Linked DNA regions of Homo sapiens: region 2 is linked to region 1. A link is a contact called in ENCODE Hi-C or POLR2A ChIA-PET data. All regions are on one chromosome and are shown on one strand. The core of a region is the stretch at or near the end of the contact, and the rest is flanking DNA. Distances in the headings are between cores, read along the strand shown.

Region 1 (4,662 bases), core at 1,643-4,142:
CCATATGGAAAAAAAAGAATTTTGTTCCATACCTGACACCATAATCAAAACATTACTCAAAGTGAATCAGATGTAAATGCAAAACCTAAAAGTATTAAACTTCTAGAAAAACAATAGAAGAAAATCTATCTGATCTTGGGTTAATCAAAGGATTTTGAGATATAACACCAAAAGCGTGACCTATTAAAAAAAACTGATAAATTAGACTTTATTAACATTTAAAGTTTCTGCTCTTCAAAAGACAGCGTTAAGTGAATGAAAAGCCAAGCTACAGACTCAGAGAAAATATTTGCAAGTCATATCTGACAAATAGCTTGTATGTAGAATATATAAAAACCTTCAAAACTCAGGAAAAAACATTTAAAAATGGACAAAAGATCTGAACAAAGATTCACTAAAGAAGATATCAATAGCAAACAAATATTCAATAGAAAAGATATTCAACATCACTACACATTAAAGTAATGCAAATTAAAACCCCAGTAAGGTTCCACTACCCACCTATTAGAATGACTAAAGTTAAGACTGATCATTCTGACTTGGCACGGTGGCTCACGCCTGTAATCCCAGCACTTTGGGAGGCTGAGATGGATCACCTGAGGTCGGGAGTTCGAGACCAACCTGACCAACATGGAGAAACCCCATTTCTACTAAAAATACAAAATTAGCTGGGCGTGGTAGCACATGCCTGTAATCCCGGCTACTCGGGAGGCTGAAGCAGGAGAATTGCTTGATCCTGGGAGGCGGAGGTTGCAGTGAGCTGAGATTGCACCATCACACGCCAGCCTGAGCAACAAGAGCGGAAACTCCGTCTCAAAAACAAAACAAAACAAAAAAAAAACGACAGATCATTCCAAGTACTGGTGAAGATATAGAGCAACTGGAATCCTCATACACTGCTGGTGGGAATGTAAAATGTTACAAACCTTTTGGAAAAGAGTTTGGCATTTTCTTAAAATCTTAAACATTCACCTGCCATATGAGACAGACACTACACTCCTAGGTATTTATCAAGAGAAACAAACGCACATGCTCAGAGCACTCTATTTCTAATTGCCCCGAATGGGAAACAACCCAAATTCAACAGGTGAATGGATAAACAAATTGCGCTACGTCTGCCAAATCCACTGCCCACTCCTCACTGTGCTCCAAATACAAGCAACCAACATTGGTCATTGTCTCAACATAAGCAGAGGCACAGGCATTGTCCATTCACTGCACATTCTTTTGGAGTCTCATCTATGTGGAAAAAGAGGATATTCAAACGACATCGGGGTGAGCCACACTGGGTAACCAGTTTAAGGAGCAGAAGATGGTAGTCAAAAGCTATTTCAAGTCCTCCTTAGCCAGTACTATTTCCTATCATATCTGGATAGGTTTTTTTTATCTCTTTTTAGCATCTAACATTCTCATTTTTAGGGGGACTTCATTTTTCCCCATGTATTTTCAATAGACCGTGGCCCCATCTATTATTTTTGAAGAGGAAAACTCCTGGTGCCAAAAAGTCCACCGATCCTTGGTTCAGACAAGGACTTCCAATTGCTTAATGTCAGATGAATACTGAAAGGTCACCAGAGGATACACCACGGTAAAAACTCTATGAACTCGATACTGAAATTTTCTTGTTAAGCTCATGCTGGAAGGCGGGAGAGTAGAAAATAAGTTGTAAAATGGCCCAGGGCTTAATTTATTTAAAGCTTTGGTTAAAAACGTTTGCTGCTTTGAATTGTTTTAAGAGAAACCACAAAGATGTTCAGTAGTGGAAGAAAAGAATTCCAGAGAGGGCTTTAACTACCCTGTTACCTTCATAGCACCTCCCAGCGGTAATCCACAAAAATGATATTTTTTGTATGGAAAGTTGACCTTTTTCTCAATATTATGCAAATTGAATAAAAATCTGTGCTGTTTTAGATGCTATGCAAGTTAACATGATATCCAAGTAAAAACTCTAAGTTTGCTATGAAATACATCTCTGATTACAGCCAGATTGCTACCTCTGAACATTTTTTAGGCAGAAAAAAATGTAGCCAGCTCATTGGTTTTCTGAGATAAATACCTAAATTTTTGCAACCCAAGACTGTTCTATTTTCTTTACCATCTGGTTCTAGGAACACAGGGACACCATGACTATTGAAGTGTTGAAGATTCCAGATGAAACGTTTTTTAAAATGTAAGCCTACACTGCAGGGCATGGTGTTGTGCCTGGAGTCCCGGCTACGTGGGAGGCTGAGGTGGGAGGATCCCTTGAGCCCAGAAATTCTAGTGCAACCTGAGCAACACAGTGAAACCTCATTTTTAATAAAATATTTTTTAAGCCTACACTTCCTAAATTTTGTATAGTGACTGCACTAAGCACATTATATATTTTCTTCTTTAGTACTCACACTAATAGTATTCAATAACGCTATTGCTTCCTGTTTTTGACAGATGAGAAATATGGGGCATGATGGGAATGGCAAGTGTTGGGAATAAGGGTGTGTAACCACCCTCTTCTCCCAGATGCCTGTGTCCTTGAGCAATCTGCTCTTTGCAAAGAGGTTGGACCAGCCTCTGGGTGATTTCTAACCTCTAACATTAGAGGGCAGTGACTCTAAGCTAAAACGCCCTTGTGGGATCCACCGTGCTGGTATCAAGCCATGAAGAGGAAGCATGTGTGCTACAGAAACTCATAGGTGAAAGCAGCATCTTTTACTGCCTTATACACTTGTAGAGTGGGAAGTTTTCGTTCTGGTTGACACCATGCACAACACATAAGAGAAATGGTTAGACTGTTTGAGGAAGTGCACACTAAAATGCCTGACCCCTGCACAGAGGTGAGTGGATGCCATCTGGCCGAGAGGTTCCTGTTATTAGTATCTAATCAGGTTTCCCTGGTAGCTAGAGAACTGCATGACTTGTTGACTGGAAGGCCTCTTACCTCACAAGGGTGTGGTTTCAGAGGTTTCTGAAGAACAAGTGTGGGAGAACTAACCATGACTAAGGCATCTCAGGTCAATGCAGGTGAATGATTAACCCCAGCTCTCTTTTTTTTTTTTTTTTTTTTTGAGACAGAGTCTCACTCTGTCACCAGGCTGAAGTGCAGCGGCGCCATCTCGGCTCACTGCAAACTTCGCCTCCCGGGTTCAAGCGATTCTCCTGCCTCAGCCTCCCGAGTAGCTGGAACTACAGGTGTGTGCCACCACACCTGGCTGATTTTTGTATTTTTAGTAGAGACCAGGTTTCACCATGTTGGCCAGAATGGTCTCCATCTCTTGACCTCATGATCCCCATGCCTCAGCCTCCCAAAGTGCTGGGATTACGGGATTACAGGCGTGAGCCACTGTGCCCAGCCGACCCCAGTTCTAAGAACTCTTGTTCCATTATGGGTAGGGAGATCATAACTAGGGAAACCATCCAGGTGGTGAGGATGCGAGCCAGAGAAAAGCCAGAGCCTGCCAATTCAGCTTTGGAATGTTCCAGAAAAGCATTCCTGAGACTCTGATAGCATTTATATGCTGGAATGATTTCTATTTCCCTATATAAAGGATATTTTTATTTTCTTACTGGCTAGTACCAAATTCAGAACATGGAGGCTTTAAAAATTATTCAGTGAATAAATGAAAAATAAAACCTTCATTTACATTGAAAACAGGTATTTCTTATATACAATGATTTTTTTCTTCTAATTTATTTTTTCCTAAAAGGAACAAAGGGAAAAAATTATAAAGTCAAGAGCAAAAAATGGATAAATTAGAAAACATAAAACAACACATTTGGTAGACAAATCCAAGAGCTGGTTCGCTGAAGAAAATAGACAATTTGTGTACAAATGTTACCAAGAAAACAAGAGGAGAGTCAACATACATTTGTTGTTAAACAGTAAGTTAATAAGTGAGATTTTGGTGAAAAAAACATTTACTGTGTGTGGAATAGATAATTTTCTAAGAAAATATAAGTGATCAAAACTGATGTTACCAATAAAACTATCAACAGGATTTTTAAAAGTAAACTGATGAATTCTAAATTTCATAGGAAGGACAAACAAACAATAAAGGTCAGACAAAATCTTAAAAAAATGGTATAAGAGGAGAGTGGCCCTATCAGATATTTTAATATATTTTAAAGCTACAGTGATTAAAATTGTGTGGTACTGACACTTGAATACGAAAATCAGCCAAGCATGGTGGCATGCACCTGTAGTCCCAGCTACTTGGGAGGCTAAGGAGGGAGTATCACTTGAGTCCAGGAGTTCAAGGCTGCAGCGAACCATGACTGTGCTACCACACTCCAACCTGGGCAACAGAGTGAGATGCTGCCTTTAAAAAAAAAAAATGAATAAAAAGAAGATCATCTGGAACATCATGTCCAGACTAGACCAAAAGAAATATAGAAATTTAGTATAAGACATAAGCAACATTTCAGATCAGGGAGGAAAGATGTTTTATCTAAATATATTGTGTTGGAGACAAAAAGAATCACAAGGAAATCTTAAATTATGTTGATATTAGTAGTAATGTTAGTATTGATATTTTAAAATTATTTCATACACACAGAAAGATATACACATTGTATGTATGATGTATATACGTAAATACTAGCCAGGATGCAATCAGAGAAGCAGAATCGCTAGAAATAATAGAGCATGAAGGATTCCTAAAGGGATTTGACATTACACAGTTGTGG
Region 2 (4,934 bases), core at 654-3,153, 200 kb before region 1:
ACCATGCATTTCATGAAATGATGTTATATGGTACAAATCTCTCTTTCCCAGTCCAAATATAGGCTTCTTGAGGGTAAGATATGCCTTGGTATCTGCAGTCTTTACAGCGCAGTGTGGAATAACCCAGACACTCAATGAAAACTTGCACGATAGGATCAAAGTGCCCATATCTTGTGAGTTTCTCTTTTTTGACTCACGAAGGTCATCACAATTAACTTCCTGGTCTCCTGCTACAACACTGAGTGTAGAGAAGAAAAATGACATTTTAATACTAGACTCATGATGTTTAGTGCAAAAAATGCACTGTCTCTGGTGAACACGATTTGACCCTAACTTATAGGCTAACCTGCTGCCCCCAATTCTATGGTGACTCTGATTCCTCCTGGGGAGATCCAGGAAAGCCTCCTAAAATTGCTTCCCAGCCTCCGACGCAGGGTGGTATATTGCCAGGCAGAGAGGAGCAAAGATGGATGGCCTTCCAGTTAGGAGAAAGCAACCAGGGTGTGATGTGGGCAGGAGCAGGGACCCTGGGCAGCGATGGGGCCAGGATGGAGGCTGGGCTAAATGAAAGGGGCATTTCACCACAGGTTACAGAGTTGCAATTTTACTTAATTTGCAATAAGAGACTCACAGAAAGTTTTCAGGAAATGATACGATTTGCTGTGTACCTACATCACTCACTGCTAGCATATTCTATGCTAGCTCTGAGAGCCAAAGATAACAATCAAAGAGATCTACTGAGAAACTATCACTATAATCAAGATAGAACATATCAAAAGCCTATGCTAGGACAGTGGAAAGAAGGAAAAAAGGTTTGAGAAACTCAGAAATAGAATTTCCATGGTTTGGTCAGTGCTTGAAAGGAGCTGAAACTGGCTCTCAAATTTGAAGCCTGAGCCTCTGAGAGAATGAATGCAGCGCAGGAATGGCATTGTTAACAAGGTGCAACACTATTTGCATGCAAGAGGGGACTTCAGTACACCCATTCCGCAGCTGGAAATCAAGCTCTGATCTCTGGAAAGCAGTCAGGCTAGACAACAGTGTAGAAGCCAGACACCCAGAGGCAATAGTTGAAGCCATAAAGTTGGATGAAATCAGAAGGAAGGTGTACTGAGGAGAAATAGGAACACACGTTTGCAGGAAGTACCTGCATTTAAGCTCTAAGAAGAGCCAGCAAAGGAAAATGAAAAGGGCAGTAAAAGAAGTGCAGAAACCACAGAACCAGCTTCTGGGCTGGAGAAGGAGGGTCCAGGAGGGAGAGAGGGGCCCACAGCTTCACCTGCCCTCTGAGAGTGGAGAGTGGAAAGAGGGGATAGGCTTTGAAAGTGCAGAGCTGGGGGAGGGACTGAATTCAGGCGAGCAGTGACTAGATGATCAAGTGAGTACATCATGATTCTCATTTAAGAATTTCTTTAGTGAGAAGGGAAGAGAGGGTGGCTTGGAGGAGGAAAAAAAGACAGCTGATCAAAACTAGAGAAGATTTATGCATATAGGTAGGTTGATGGGAGGGGTAAAACAGTGCATGGGTGATTTTAAGATGAAAATAAAAACAAATAAGCAAAAAGCTTGGGGCGTGCCTTAGCAATGAGAGAAAAAGCACGCACACATCCAGAGAGAAGTGAAGTGAAGGAGAACCGAGAAAGCTGCCACCTATGGTCTGCCAGGCCCACCTGGGGACACCAGTTTGGGCACTGGGTTCTCAGAAGCTAATTCAGGGCATCGGGCCCTACAAAGTCAAGATGGCTGGACCTTGATGCATGAGTCATTTCAAAAAAGCCGGTTAAGAACTTCACTGAGGGTTGAGTAATGGTTTCAACATCAAGGTCAGGGACACAGAAAAGATAAATGAAGCTGCCCAAACGGTAGGGTCAAGGAGAGTCACCCCAGCAGTTTTGGATCAGACCTTCCCATCAAAGCAGCAAGTCTCCTTTAATTGGGTGATTCAGCATTTCCAGCCTGAGCTGGTTAACCCTTAACTCCCCTGTCAAAACTTCCTCTTGAGATGCAACAATGGGTTTTGGAATAGGACATAGGACGGACCTCCGCATGAATGCACTTGCCCTCCTTATGTCCCTTAAGCTCTCCATGCTCCTTCTGTAAAAGGAGAACAATTTCACATCTATCTCAGATTTGTTTTGCGGATAAAATGAGATACAGTTTGAAAGTAGCTCCTGGGAAATTTTCATTAATCATGGATCTCCTTTTCTTCATTCTTTTATTATGTGCAGCACTTATAATGAGAGGAAAGAAAGGAGAAAACAGTAGTAGCTGATCTTTGACTTTTGTCTCTCTTGATCAGAAAGTCTTGGGTAATTTACTTAACCTTCTGTGTCTGGGTTTCCTCACTTGTAAAGTGGAGATAATAGTGTCTGCCTCATAAAGGCTGTTGTAAAGATAAAAAGAGATAATATGATGTAAAGCCCCTAGAACTGTGTCTGGCACATAGCAAGCCCCTGTATTCATGTTGGCTGTTACTGTTTTTGAGCGCTTGCTTGGTGCCAGGGCCATAACAATTCTTCTGTAGCATAAACCCCATGGCTCCACTTGGGAGGCACCATGAGTGTGTCACCTTCCATGTGAATAGCATTCCCAAGAGCTGCCTGGGGCTCCCCGTGTGAAAGCCTCATCACACACACCCTCTCACTCGGTCCTCAGGACACACCTGAGGGTAAATACCACACGCTGACAATACTTTATACTCTGGGGGCAGATGTTTTCAGAACTCAGAACTTTGGATTTTACAAAGTAACATAGTATATCTATCACAGAACATTCCAGCAGTCAGCGGGAGGATCCTATCATGAAACACAGTAGTATTTCTGCAGCTAGATATACAAATACTCACTCCTGGTTGGATAAATAACTATTATAAAGAGCATCACGTCAGTTCAGGTTTGGTCCTGCTGCCAAATGAGTCCATGTCAAACTCAGGAAAAAAAAAATCTGTTTACAAAGCTTTTGGATTCTAGAAGTGTGTATGTGTGTGCATATGAATTACTACCTGCATTTTGCATATGAGGAAACTGAGGCTTAGAGGGACCAATCTGCCAACGGTCTCACTGCCAGCAGATTACAGAGCTGGGAGTCAGACATGAGTGGTCTGACTCCAGATGTCTTAATCTGCACACTGCATTGCCTCCCAATAAAAGAAAAAGGAACAGAACAAAAAAGAATACAGCAACTAAAAACCACAATGAGATAACATCTCACGCCAGTCAGAATGGTGGTTATTCAAAAGTCAGGAAACAATAGATGCTGGCGAGGCTGTGGAGAAATAGGAATGCTTTTACACTGTTGGCGAGAGTGTAAATTAGTTCAACCATTGTGGAAGACAGTGGGACGATTCCTCAAGGATCTAGAACCAGAAATACCATTTGACTCAGCAATCCCATTGCTGAGTATATACCAAAAGGATTATAAATCATTCTACTATAAAGACACACCCACACACCTATGTTTATTGCAGCACTATTTACAATAGCAAAGACTTGGAACCAACCCAAATGCGGCCGGGCGCGGTGGCCCACGCCTGTAATCCCAGCACTTTGGGAGGCCGAGGTGGGCGGATCAGGAAGTCAGGAGATCGAGACAATCCTGGCTAGCGCAGTGAAACCCCGTCTCTACTAAAAATGCAAAAAAAATTAGCCAGGCATGGGGGTGGGTGCCTGTAGTCCCAGCTGCTTGGGAGGCTGAGGCAGGAGAATGGTGTGAGCCCGGGAGGCGGAGCTTGCAGTGAGCTGAGATCGTGCCACTGCACTCCAGCCTGGGCGACAGAGCGAGACTCTGTCTAAAAAAAAAAAAAAGAAAAAAGAAAATGTGGCACATACACACCATGGACTACTATGCAGCCATAAAAAAGAATGAGTTCATGTCCTTTTCAGGGACGTGGATGAAGCTGGAAGCCGTCATTCTCAGCAAACTAACACAGGAACAGAAAATCAAACACTGCATGTTCTCACTCATGAGTGGAAGTTGAACGATGAGAACACATAGACCAGGGAGGGGTACAACACACACTGGGGCCTGTTTTGTGGGGTGGGGGGAAAGGGGAGGGTCAGCATTAGGACAAATACCTAGTGAATGCGAGGCTTAAAACCTAGATGATGGGTTGATAGATGCAGCAAACCACCATGGCACATGTACACCTATGTAACAAACCTGCACATCCTGCACATGTGTCCTGGAACTTAAAGTATAAAAAAAAAAAAAAAAAGAAAGAAAGAAAAGAAAAGAAAAAAAAAGAACGTAGCAACTAAGAGGACAGGGAAAAAGAATGCTTCTCAGCTTCAGGGCAAAGGCTGAAGCCTAGGACATCATCATAGCCACTCAGTTCCCTGTCCTAAGTGTCTTGCAAACAATGATTTCACTTCACGTTGACATTAACCCTGTGATGTGGATACTATTCCCATTTTATAAGAGGTAACTGAGGTTCAGAGAAACCAAGTAACTTGCTCAGAATCATTTGATGAGTAAGGGGTGGGGCTGACTCCCCAGTCCCTGGTTCCTACCCATGTGGTCAGAGTGCCTCCTCCAGTCACGCTGCCCTGTCTGTAGTTGAATGAACTCCTCATTCTTGCCATTCTCAGTTGTCTTGTCTTTTCCCTTCTCTTCGTTCTCTCCTTTGTAAGCTTGGTAATTGCAGAAATCTCATGGAGCATGAAAAACTAGTTCACCAGCTGACTCATAGTAGCACTCAATAAACACTTGTTGGAATGATGGACGGATGGACAATTTTACAAAGATAGGTGATAAGGTGCTTACCCAGGAACTCATGAATTTTCTGTCCTCCAATACACCCTCCCCCATTGCCAGATGTGTAGAAGGTTAGACCAGAATGATCCCACATCCCAGTATGCTCAGAACTACCCTTTACTCTTGCTGTCCCAGCAGCCCTTTCACTCTCTAAAGTGCCCCAGACTAGGGGAAGAGTCTGG

The links. A loop is a pair of places that touch in the nucleus more often than their neighbours do. ChIA-PET counts read pairs that join two places held with the same protein, here RNA polymerase II (POLR2A). Pooled maps may share reads with other maps.
Region 2: a map with no recorded cell type shows a loop between it and region 1 (6-fold over the local background). The contact joins two enhancer-like sites. A Hi-C loop is called at or near these places in 1 of 168 maps with a recorded cell type or tissue (K562), 8 of 37 single-sample maps with no recorded cell type and 5 of 50 pooled maps. POLR2A ChIA-PET finds 5 or more read pairs at or near these places in 1 of 52 experiments (PC-9).

What each region holds. Positions count from the first base shown.
Region 1 is chr18:9,671,606-9,676,267 of GRCh38, reverse strand. No RefSeq gene overlaps it. Among named protein-coding and RNA genes, the nearest start is that of LINC02856, 28 kb to the right of the region's middle. RefSeq lists an enhancer at 2,818-2,867. Within about 2 kb of position 2,892, at least 16 of the 41 ENCODE cell types and tissues checked have a DNase peak (open chromatin) inside an H3K27ac peak, as active enhancers do; they include PC-9, where a contact is called at or near this core.
Region 2 is chr18:9,866,945-9,871,878 of GRCh38, reverse strand. No RefSeq gene overlaps it. Among named protein-coding and RNA genes, the nearest start is that of TXNDC2, 17 kb to the left of the region's middle. RefSeq lists an enhancer at 1,693-1,852 and a cis regulatory region at 1,559-2,161. Within about 2 kb of position 1,903, at least 9 of the 41 ENCODE cell types and tissues checked have a DNase peak (open chromatin) inside an H3K27ac peak, as active enhancers do; they include PC-9, where a contact is called at or near this core.